Regions from separate parts of the Homo sapiens genome. Here region 2 is linked to region 1. A link is an interaction called in ENCODE POLR2A ChIA-PET data of the cell type or tissue named here. Cell type or tissue: Panc1. All regions are shown on one strand. Each heading gives the region's core, and the rest is flanking DNA. Links, peaks and the distances in the headings are about the cores only.

Evidence for each region. Peaks named below come from ENCODE experiments on the same cell type or tissue, not always from the same donor. Only the 100,000 strongest peaks of a DNase experiment are listed, where the experiment ranks them.
Region 2: POLR2A ChIA-PET joins it to region 1 with 5 read pairs; 5 of 35 experiments call an interaction of 5 or more read pairs at or near these places.

Annotation. Positions count from the first base shown.
Region 1 is chr1:212,430,917-212,435,310 of GRCh38, reverse strand. It overlaps NENF (neudesin neurotrophic factor), which reads right to left and starts at 2,391. Exons shown (of 4, transcript NM_013349.5): 1 at 2,191-2,391. The coding sequence starts at 2,367. LOC105372906 (a long non-coding RNA gene) reads left to right here and starts at 2,494. Exons shown (of 3, transcript XR_922577.4): 1 at 2,494-2,686; 2 at 3,467-3,570. RefSeq lists an enhancer at 1,796-1,885, a silencer at 2,046-2,605 and a cis regulatory region at 4,029-4,316. In Panc1, for the core only: no CTCF peak of the experiment used is centred there; a DNase peak (open chromatin) is centred at 2,570; H3K4me3 peaks cover 2,364 bases; H3K27ac peaks cover 1,284 bases.
Region 2 is chr1:212,063,091-212,067,484 of GRCh38, reverse strand. It overlaps DTL (denticleless E3 ubiquitin protein ligase adapter), which reads right to left. Exons shown (of 15, transcript NM_016448.4): 7 at 2,456-2,568; 8 at 600-673. Among named protein-coding and RNA genes, the nearest start is that of MIR3122, 12 kb to the left of the region's middle. In Panc1, for the core only: a CTCF peak has its summit at 4,189; no DNase peak of the experiment used is centred there.

The DNA of each region.
Region 1 (4,394 bases), core at 324-4,323:
TACCCCGAACTCCTGTGTTGCTCAAGGATCAACTGTATAGATATAGATATCCAAATGGTTCTGTTCCCTGGTGAAACCTGGACTAATCCAAGTATCTTACGAACAAAGTGGAGACTCAGAGAGGTTTAGTAATTTGCCCCAAATCACACAGCAGAACAGGGACTCAAAACCAGGTATGATCCAATGTATTATACAAATTGTCACACTTCTGAGTGAAAGGGTGTTATTAATAATTATCCCTGGATAACAGGCATAGACCAGAACAATCTAGGTCAAACAACAGCGCAGCACAGCTTGAACCCACTGCACTCAACTGCCTCTCTCGTCCCTCGCTCCCCTCCTCTCTCTGGCTCCTTCCTTCCACCTACAGAGATCCTCAGGCTCCACTCCCAAAACAATTGTTTCCTACCCCTGTTTCCATCTCAAGGTCCTCTCTCTCTCAGTTAAATTTCAATCTATAACATCAACATCAAAAAACCAAGGGTCTTTTCTCAGTCCTCATCTTGCAGTTCTGGCACTCTTGCTGTAACCTCAGTGGTGAACTCTCTCTTTCCTTAGATTCTTGTGCCAGTGGTCCCAAAGATCATCGGGTCAGTTGGAGAGTCCCTAGAAGGAAGATTCCAAGAACCCAGCATATAGTTCTACTCACAGCTGGGAAGGAAAAACACAGAGGGAGAATCTAGGGGAATCTATGTGCAGGTTTCCTATGCTCTCTCCCTCCCATGAGGAAGAGCACACTCTTCCCCCAGCAACAAAACTTGACAGTATGTGCCATTCTTCTGGCAGAACATTCCTCTGCTAGAGATGCCCATTAGACTCAGCACCCAAGGTTTTCACTGGGGGCTGGTCACATGGGGCACCCTCTGCCTAGCATATACAGTGTTCAATACTAACCACACCATCTGTATATACGGCCTAGGCAAGTGAGTCCACCGTTATTGGGTAGGGAAGGGTGAGAAATCCAGACACTAGACAAGTCCCACCCTTGCAAGTAGGCTTTTCTAAGGAGAGCAGGCCTGCCATGTTAATTCTTTTCTGCACGGATGCCTGGACTCTGAACCATCTGGTTCCCTCTGCTACCGGCAAAAAGGCATCCCTTAACATCCTCACATCCCAGCCATGTCTCCCTCCCTCGGTGTCCTCACTGACTCATGGTTCTAAATGGCCCCTTCACAAATGATGCCCAAACTGGCATCACTGACTAAGGGCCAGGTTTCTGATACCCCCATGCAATCCTAGTCCATATAAGGCCAATTAACTCAGGAATTAGCGAGACCAGGCCAGAGGGTTTTGAAAAACATCAGGCCTCTTCCTGCTCTACCACTAACAGGTGGCAGGCCTCAGTTTCCTTATGTGTAAAAGCAGGAGATGGGTTCCTGCCAGCTCTGAAATACTATGGTACTATGACCTCCCCCCAATGCCGTTCCCCCGCTCCACATCTAATATCAGCCCCCTGTTGGTCCTTGTCGTGCGGCTCCAGTCCCAACCAACCCAGGTGGGCAGGTGGTTGTGAGTTTTCTGGACGCCTCTAGACTATTGACGTGTGTGGGTGTGTGTGGGCGGGGGGGTCTCTATTGACGTGTGGCGGGGGGGTTGTGGGGGTCTCTAACCTCCAGTCCACCCTCTGCGCTCACTTCCAGCTTTGGCTGAGCCCCAGGGGTACATGACCTAAAAGTGGGTTTGAGGAGTCCGATGCAGAGGCCTGGGATACAGGGGCAGGAAAAGGAAGTGCAGGCAAAGACTGGCTTATCCCAGGACCTGTCTCAATTCCCACCTAACCCAGGGAGCAGGCTCTGCTTCCCTCCCTCCGTCCCCCGCCACTCCCCACTATGCGTGGGCACAGTAAACGCCTCGGCTGATGCTAACATGAAAACCAAAAAGTTCTGAGGTCTGTACGCAGATCATCAACGAAAAGGCGGCTAGAGGGGAAATCTCCCGGGGACCGAGGGAGAAGTTCAGGGTGGGGTGTGCGGGCAAAGCGGAGCGCTCCGACTGTTGAGGACTCGTCCTCACCCCTCGGCCATCCTTCGGGGCCTAGAGAGAGGAGGCCCCCCGCCGGCCCAGGGCGCCCGCCGCGGGCCGCGCGTCCCCCAGAGCTTCCTGGGCCGCCGGCGCCTCCTGGGTCCCCGCTCGGCTCGCCGCAGATCGGACGCCACCCCGGGTCCCTCGGCCCGCGACACCCCCGCCTACCTCCTCCCCGCCATAGCGGGCCAGCTCCTCCTCGGTGAAAAGCCGCACTGGGGGCCCCCGCTCGGCAGGGCGCGGTGTCTGCCCGGCCCGGGCTGTGGGCAGCCCCGGGGCCAGCGCCAGGACCAGGGCCAGCGCTGCCAGCGGCCGCAGCCGCCGCCGCGGCGCGGGGCCCACCATGGTGAGCGCGCAGCGCAAGGCAAGGCCGGGCCAGGGCGGCGGGGCCCTAGCACGCCCGCCCAGCGTCCCGGAGTCCCGCCCCGCGCCCAGAGCCTCCCCGAGGGCGGGGACCCGAGAACTCCCGCCCTTCGCGCGCCTCCTGCGCCCCGGGGTGGGGCTGGCCGGGCTACTCGGGCCACGCAGCTGGAACCTGGAAATTAGGATTGGAATCCTGAACTCCTAAATCCAAACTACAGACTGGAAGTTACCAAAAAATGTCACAGTGGTTCCTTGATCAGGTAGAAAGATGACAGAGCCCAACATACCAGAACCTAGAAAGGTATATTTCTAAAATAAGACCCCAACTGTCTTAATTCGCTTTTATTTTTGGCTGATTTTTTTTCTTCCTGGTTGTGTTTAAGTTTCTGGTTCCCAAGGAGATTTTTGCAAAGGGTAGGGTGCTGTTACCGATACGCCCTGAAATAATAATAGCTAACATTTGTGCCAAACTTTGCTCATTACTTTATGCAACAAATATTTTTGAGTACCTCCATGTACCAGGTCACTGGGGACTCACCACTGAACAAGACAGATCCACGCCCACGTGAAGCTTACATTGTGTGGGCAGATAGACAATAAGATGCTAAGTAGTATGTTAGATGGTGGTAAATACTAGGGAGAAAAAGTAGGGCAAAGAGATAGGGAGCACTGGGATGGACATTTTATTTTATTTTATTGTTATGTATTTATTTATTTTTGAGACGGAGTCTGTCGCCTACGCTGGAGTGCAGTGGCGCCATCTCGGCCCACTGCAACCTCCACCTTCCGGGTTCAAGTGATTCTCCTGCCTCAGCCACCAGAGTAGTTGGGATTACAGGCACCCACCACCACGCCTGGCTAATTTTTTTTTTTTTTAATTTTTAGTCGAGATGAGGTTTCACTATATGCTGGCCAGGCTGGTCTCGAACTCCTGGCCTCAAGTGAACCATCCACCTCATCCACCCAAAGTGCTGGGATTACAGGTGTGAGGAACGGTGCCCGGTTATGGGGATGGTCATTTTAAATAGGCAGGTTAGGGAAGGCCTCACTGAGAACAGGGTATTTGCATAAAAATCTACAGGAGGCGAAGGAGGCGGTCTAGAGGGAAGAGCACTTTGGTCAAAGGATCAGGTGCATAAATGCGGAGGAATGAGGATGCCCGGCTTGCTGGAGGATCAAGGGAAGGTAAGAGGGGTAGGTGAAGTCAGGAAGGAAGCGGGTAAGGGAGTGGGGGTGGATCTTGGGGGCTTCACAGGTTATTTTCAAGACTGGCTTTTACTTTCAAGACTGGAATAGAGGAATTAACAGAAAAAGGGTCTCATTCCAGACCCAAGAGCAGGTTCTTAGACGTCCACGGCAAAGAATCAGGGCAAGTCGCAGAGCATAGTAGTTAAAATAGTTCATTAGAAACTACTCCATTTCTAATAATAGTACTACTGTGTTTCTGAGTAGTATCCTTGCTTTGAAGTAGTACTAAGCAAGTATTGTTTATATAGGAGCACCTCTGCCTTCAATGTAATGCTTGCTTTTATAGGGCTAAAACTAGCGTACTTCATTACAAAAGCCTATGATCAGCTTGTTACAGACTATTAGTATTGTTATTCTCTTGTGTAACTATTGACTTCAGGGAGAATTTATGGGTGTACTGTTATCTTTAAAGTGAAACTCATTTTTAAACTAAGAATGCCTTTTTCCATTATCTCATTTCCTCAACCATAAACATCTTGTGAAGAGTGCCTATCTTCCTGGGAAAGTCGCCCAGCAGGTTTGGCTTTATCTGACCTTTATTCAAGATGGAATCACTCTGGTTAGGACACTTCTGACATAATTCCCTCCTCCTTTTTACAAGGAGACCTTTAATCCTAAGGGGTGCAGGGGGACAGAGATCCATCTTCAGTAACTTCAAGCTGAACAGAAGCGATGATATTCCTGCCTAACCATTAGGATCCCTTTGCCCAAAGTAGAGAGCTAGCCAGTCAGAAAGCATCTGTATAGTGAGGACCAATCAT
Region 2 (4,394 bases), core at 197-4,196, 370 kb after region 1:
AAACTTAAAAAGAAAGAGTCTCCATTTGCATAGAATTAATATTCTACAACACAATCAACAAGCATCACAGAGCAGACTTATTTGGAAGCCAAGAATTCAGACTAATCATGGATGACAGGTATGTGAAAGTCATTAGACCTTACTATCATCAATCTAGTTAGATTACTCCCAGAAATGTCAATTACATCCCCAGAATCAGATTTCTTCTTTTAGGATATTCTTAAACCTGAAAAAGACAAAACCCAAAGTAACAGAAATTTTACTCTTCAAAATGAGAATTAGTGACTAAATTATATTGCATAAGGCAAGCAAGCTACCCAGCCAGCTTCTTTTCTAAGATAGCAACAGCAGCTACCACTGCTCTTATGTGCTAGACAATGTGCTAAGCGTGACACATGTATTCTTTCATTTAATTATCCAGCAAGAGTCCTTCAACTAGGTATTTTCCAATGTGATCTATAGCTCCTTTCCTCAGTTGGGGTACTTGCTATGTTGACAGTTGAAAGCACACACATTCAATTATAATGAGACTATGTGACTGCCTCATCACAATCTCATAAAAAAGATCTCGTCGGAAGAAAAAAGAAATAGACTCTTACCCATCCACAGCTCCTGCTGAGACTAAGGTATTCTCGTCTTGAAAGAGGACCACAGTAACACTTTGCTGGAAATCCTGATAGCACAAGAAAAGAAGAAGATTCTATCTTGGGCATCATAATCTTTACCATCAAGGGAACAAGGTGCTAAAAAACGACTTTTCTCCCCAGACTGACTTAGATGAAGTCTTGTCTAATGATCTCGATCAGATATATATGCTGACCAAGAGGTAATTTTAGCAAGGATCATTAAGTTTTAGTATACAGTGTTAATATTTCAACTTATACTCAAAAAACAAACTGGTGACTAAAAGATTTTGCTCGTCTGAGCCTACTGCATCTACTTAGACTCAGCCCTACTAATATGCTGTGTGTATCCTTAGGAAACTTATTTAACTTTCTTGTGCCAGTTTAATCTCTAAAATGTTGCTGTCTACCTAGATTATCATATAGGAGTATCAAAAGAATTATGAATAAAAGATTATTTCATGCCCTGAAAAAGAGGCCCAGTGGAGTCGTACCTCCTAATTGCTATTACTTAACAAGTTATCTTGGCTCAGAACCAGATTAAATGTCTGAAATGCTACTCGTTTTAACTTCATATGGCCTCTACTATCTGCTTCCATTCATGCTTGTGTCCTGTTCACGGTGTATAGTTTTAAGTCTTAATGTCTTAGCAGTCATACTTCCCCCAAAATATTAACTTGTACCCTACACACCAGGAATATGAAAAAAAAATTACATTAAAGTGAGAAAAAGGGCAATTTTTTAAAGAAAAAGGATATATTATGGGCATTGTTTGAGCTCTGACTGTAAGTTATTAGAGTGGTACTATGTTCTACCCATGTGTTTCTCAATATATTTAACAATATTTTGTCAAATGCTTAAAAATAAGCTGGCCAGGCGTGGTGGCTCACATCGGTAATCCCAGCACTTTGGGAGGCTCACGAGGTCAGGAGATTGAGGCTATCCTGGCTAACACGGTGAAACCCCGTCTCTACTAAAAAAACAAAAAATTAGCTGGGCGTGGTGGTGGGCACCTGTAGTCCCAGCTACTTGGGAGGCTGAGGCAGGAGAATGGTGTGAACCTGGGAGGCGGTGCTTGCAGTGAGCCAAGATTGCGCCACTGCACTCCAGCCTGGGTGACAGAGCGAGACTCTGTCTCAAAACAAAAAACATATTTTTCTGTAGTTTGTATTACGAAAACAACAGGTATTCTTTCCCCTTAGAAAACTGCATCACAGTACTTAATATGCTTCTTCAAACTACTCCTCCCCCACTTTTCCTAATGAATTCCACTATACTATAGGGGTGTGTTTGTGTGTGTGTGTTTGTGTCTGTGTGTGTAGAGAGATTTTTAGGGATGAGTAAGGTGAATTTTCAACATGTGCCTCAGGCAACTCTGATGCACACAGTATTTGAAGTGATGGCTATCTCAATTACCCTGATTTGATCATTATACATAGTGTACCCCCCAAAATATGTAAAATTATGTTATCAATTTTTTAAAATGTAGATATTGAAATTGTAAAAAAAAAAACCACTTTCTGCTTAATGGCATGAGACAACATCTTATGTTTAATTCAATCTAATTCTTTAAAACCAAAATAAATTTAAAGATATTTATCAACGAGGCTACATATATTTTAATTCCATCAATAATATAGGTAAATGGCATTATAATTCAGAAGAACCAAAAATTAAAATTTGAGAACCACAAATGTAGGTACTGAATAAGCAATAAACCACTGATATCAAATGAGAATCATGAAGATTCTCATTCACTTAATCAATAGCCTCCCATTTATTCTATCCTACAGATAAGATCTGCACACATGTATACATCTGTAAAACCTTACCACAGAAGGAGCAAGTCCTTTTGAATTCTGTTTCTTCTTGGGTTTTGAAGGGGTTTGCTTGTCTGAGGTATTGTGAGCTCCACTGATTTGATTCACTTGCCTATAAAACCCATCTGAAAGATATTCCAAGGAAATTTAGGTTTCAGGATTCTTACATGCTGAATATAACATGTGTAAATAAAACTTCAATATTAAGTAATTTTTGACCAAGTTGGTGAAATTAGAAGCCAGCAGAGCCAGCTGCACTACATCTCCTGTGGTGAGACTATAATGTATAAAAAGGGAGAGATGTTTATAACAGCTTTAATAATTGCCAAAACTTGGAAACAACCAAGATGTCCTTCAGTAGGTGAATGGATAAACTTTGGTTCATCCAGACAATGGAATATTATTCAGCACTGGAAAGAAATGAGCTTGATAAAGCCATAAAATGACATGGAGGAAATGTGACTGGGGGAAGTAATAAGATCAGTGGTTGCCAGGGCTTAGAGGGAGGTAGGGATGAATAACTGGAGCACAGAGGATTTCTAGAGTAGTGAAACTATTGTGTATGATGCTACAATGGTGGACGCACGTCATTACACATTTGTCAATATCCACAGAATGTGTAATACTAAGAATATATAACACTGATGTAAATTATAAACTCTGAGTGACAGCATGTGTTGACATAGGTTAACTGATTATAACAAATGTACCACTCAGGCACAGGATGTTGTCAGTGGGGAAGTCTGTGTGTGGGCAGGGCAGGGGCTATATGGGAACTCTCTGTACTTTCTGCTCAGTTTTGCTGTGAACCTAAAACTGCTCTACAAAATAAGGTTTATTAAAATTTTTCTAAATAATTTTATTATTTATTTCAAAATAGCTAGAAGAATGGGAGGCTGAGGCAGGCAGATTGCCTGAGGTCAGGAGTTCCAGATCAGCCTGGCCAACATGGTGAAATCCTGTCTGTACTAAAAATACATAACTAGCTGGGAGTGGTGGCATGCACCTGTAATCCCAGCTACTTGAGAGGCTGAGGTAGGAGAATTACTTGAACCCAGGAGGCGGAGGTTGCAGCGAGATGAGATCACGCCACTGCACTCCAGCCTGGGTGACAGAGTGAGACTCCGTCTCCAAAAAAAAAAAAAACAAGAAACAAAAAACCAGAAGAGAAGAATTGTAATGTTCCCAACACAAAGAAAAGATAAATGTTTGAGGTGATGGATATCCCAATTATCCTGATTTGATCATTTCATGTTCTATATATGTATCAAGATATCACATATACCCCTGAAAATATGTAGAACTATGTTACCAATTTTTTAAAATGCAGACACAAAAAAAAATTTTAATAAATTAACTAAAAGTGAACAGTGAGATAATCATCGTCTGCTTAATAGCATCATGAGACAACCATGAGCTTATGTTTAATTCAATCTAATTCTTTAAAATCAGGCTGGGCCTGGTGACTCACGCCTGTAATTTCAGCACTTTGGGAGGCCAGGGTGGGCAGATCACTTGAGGTCAGGAGTTTGAGACCAGCCTGGCCAACATAGTGAAACCCCATTTCTATTAAAAAAATACAAAAATTAGCCAGGCATGGTGGCGGGTGGCTGTAATCCCAGCTACTCAGGAGGCTGAGCTAGAGGAATTGCTGGAACCCAGCGGGTGGGGAGTGCAGTGAGCCAAGTTCACGCCACTGCACTCCAGCCTGGGTGACAGAGACTCCATCTCAAAAAAAAAAAAAATAATAATAATAAAATAAAAAAAATTCTTAAAAACCAAAATAAAGACATTTACCAGTGAGGCTGCGTATTAATATTTTTAAGTCCATCAATAATGTGGGTAAATGGCATTATAATTCAGAAGACAATATGAGATAAATACATGAGTGTAATACTTGTAACAGTGACACTCATGTATTTATCACTCAGGACACTCAGTGAAGATCCTG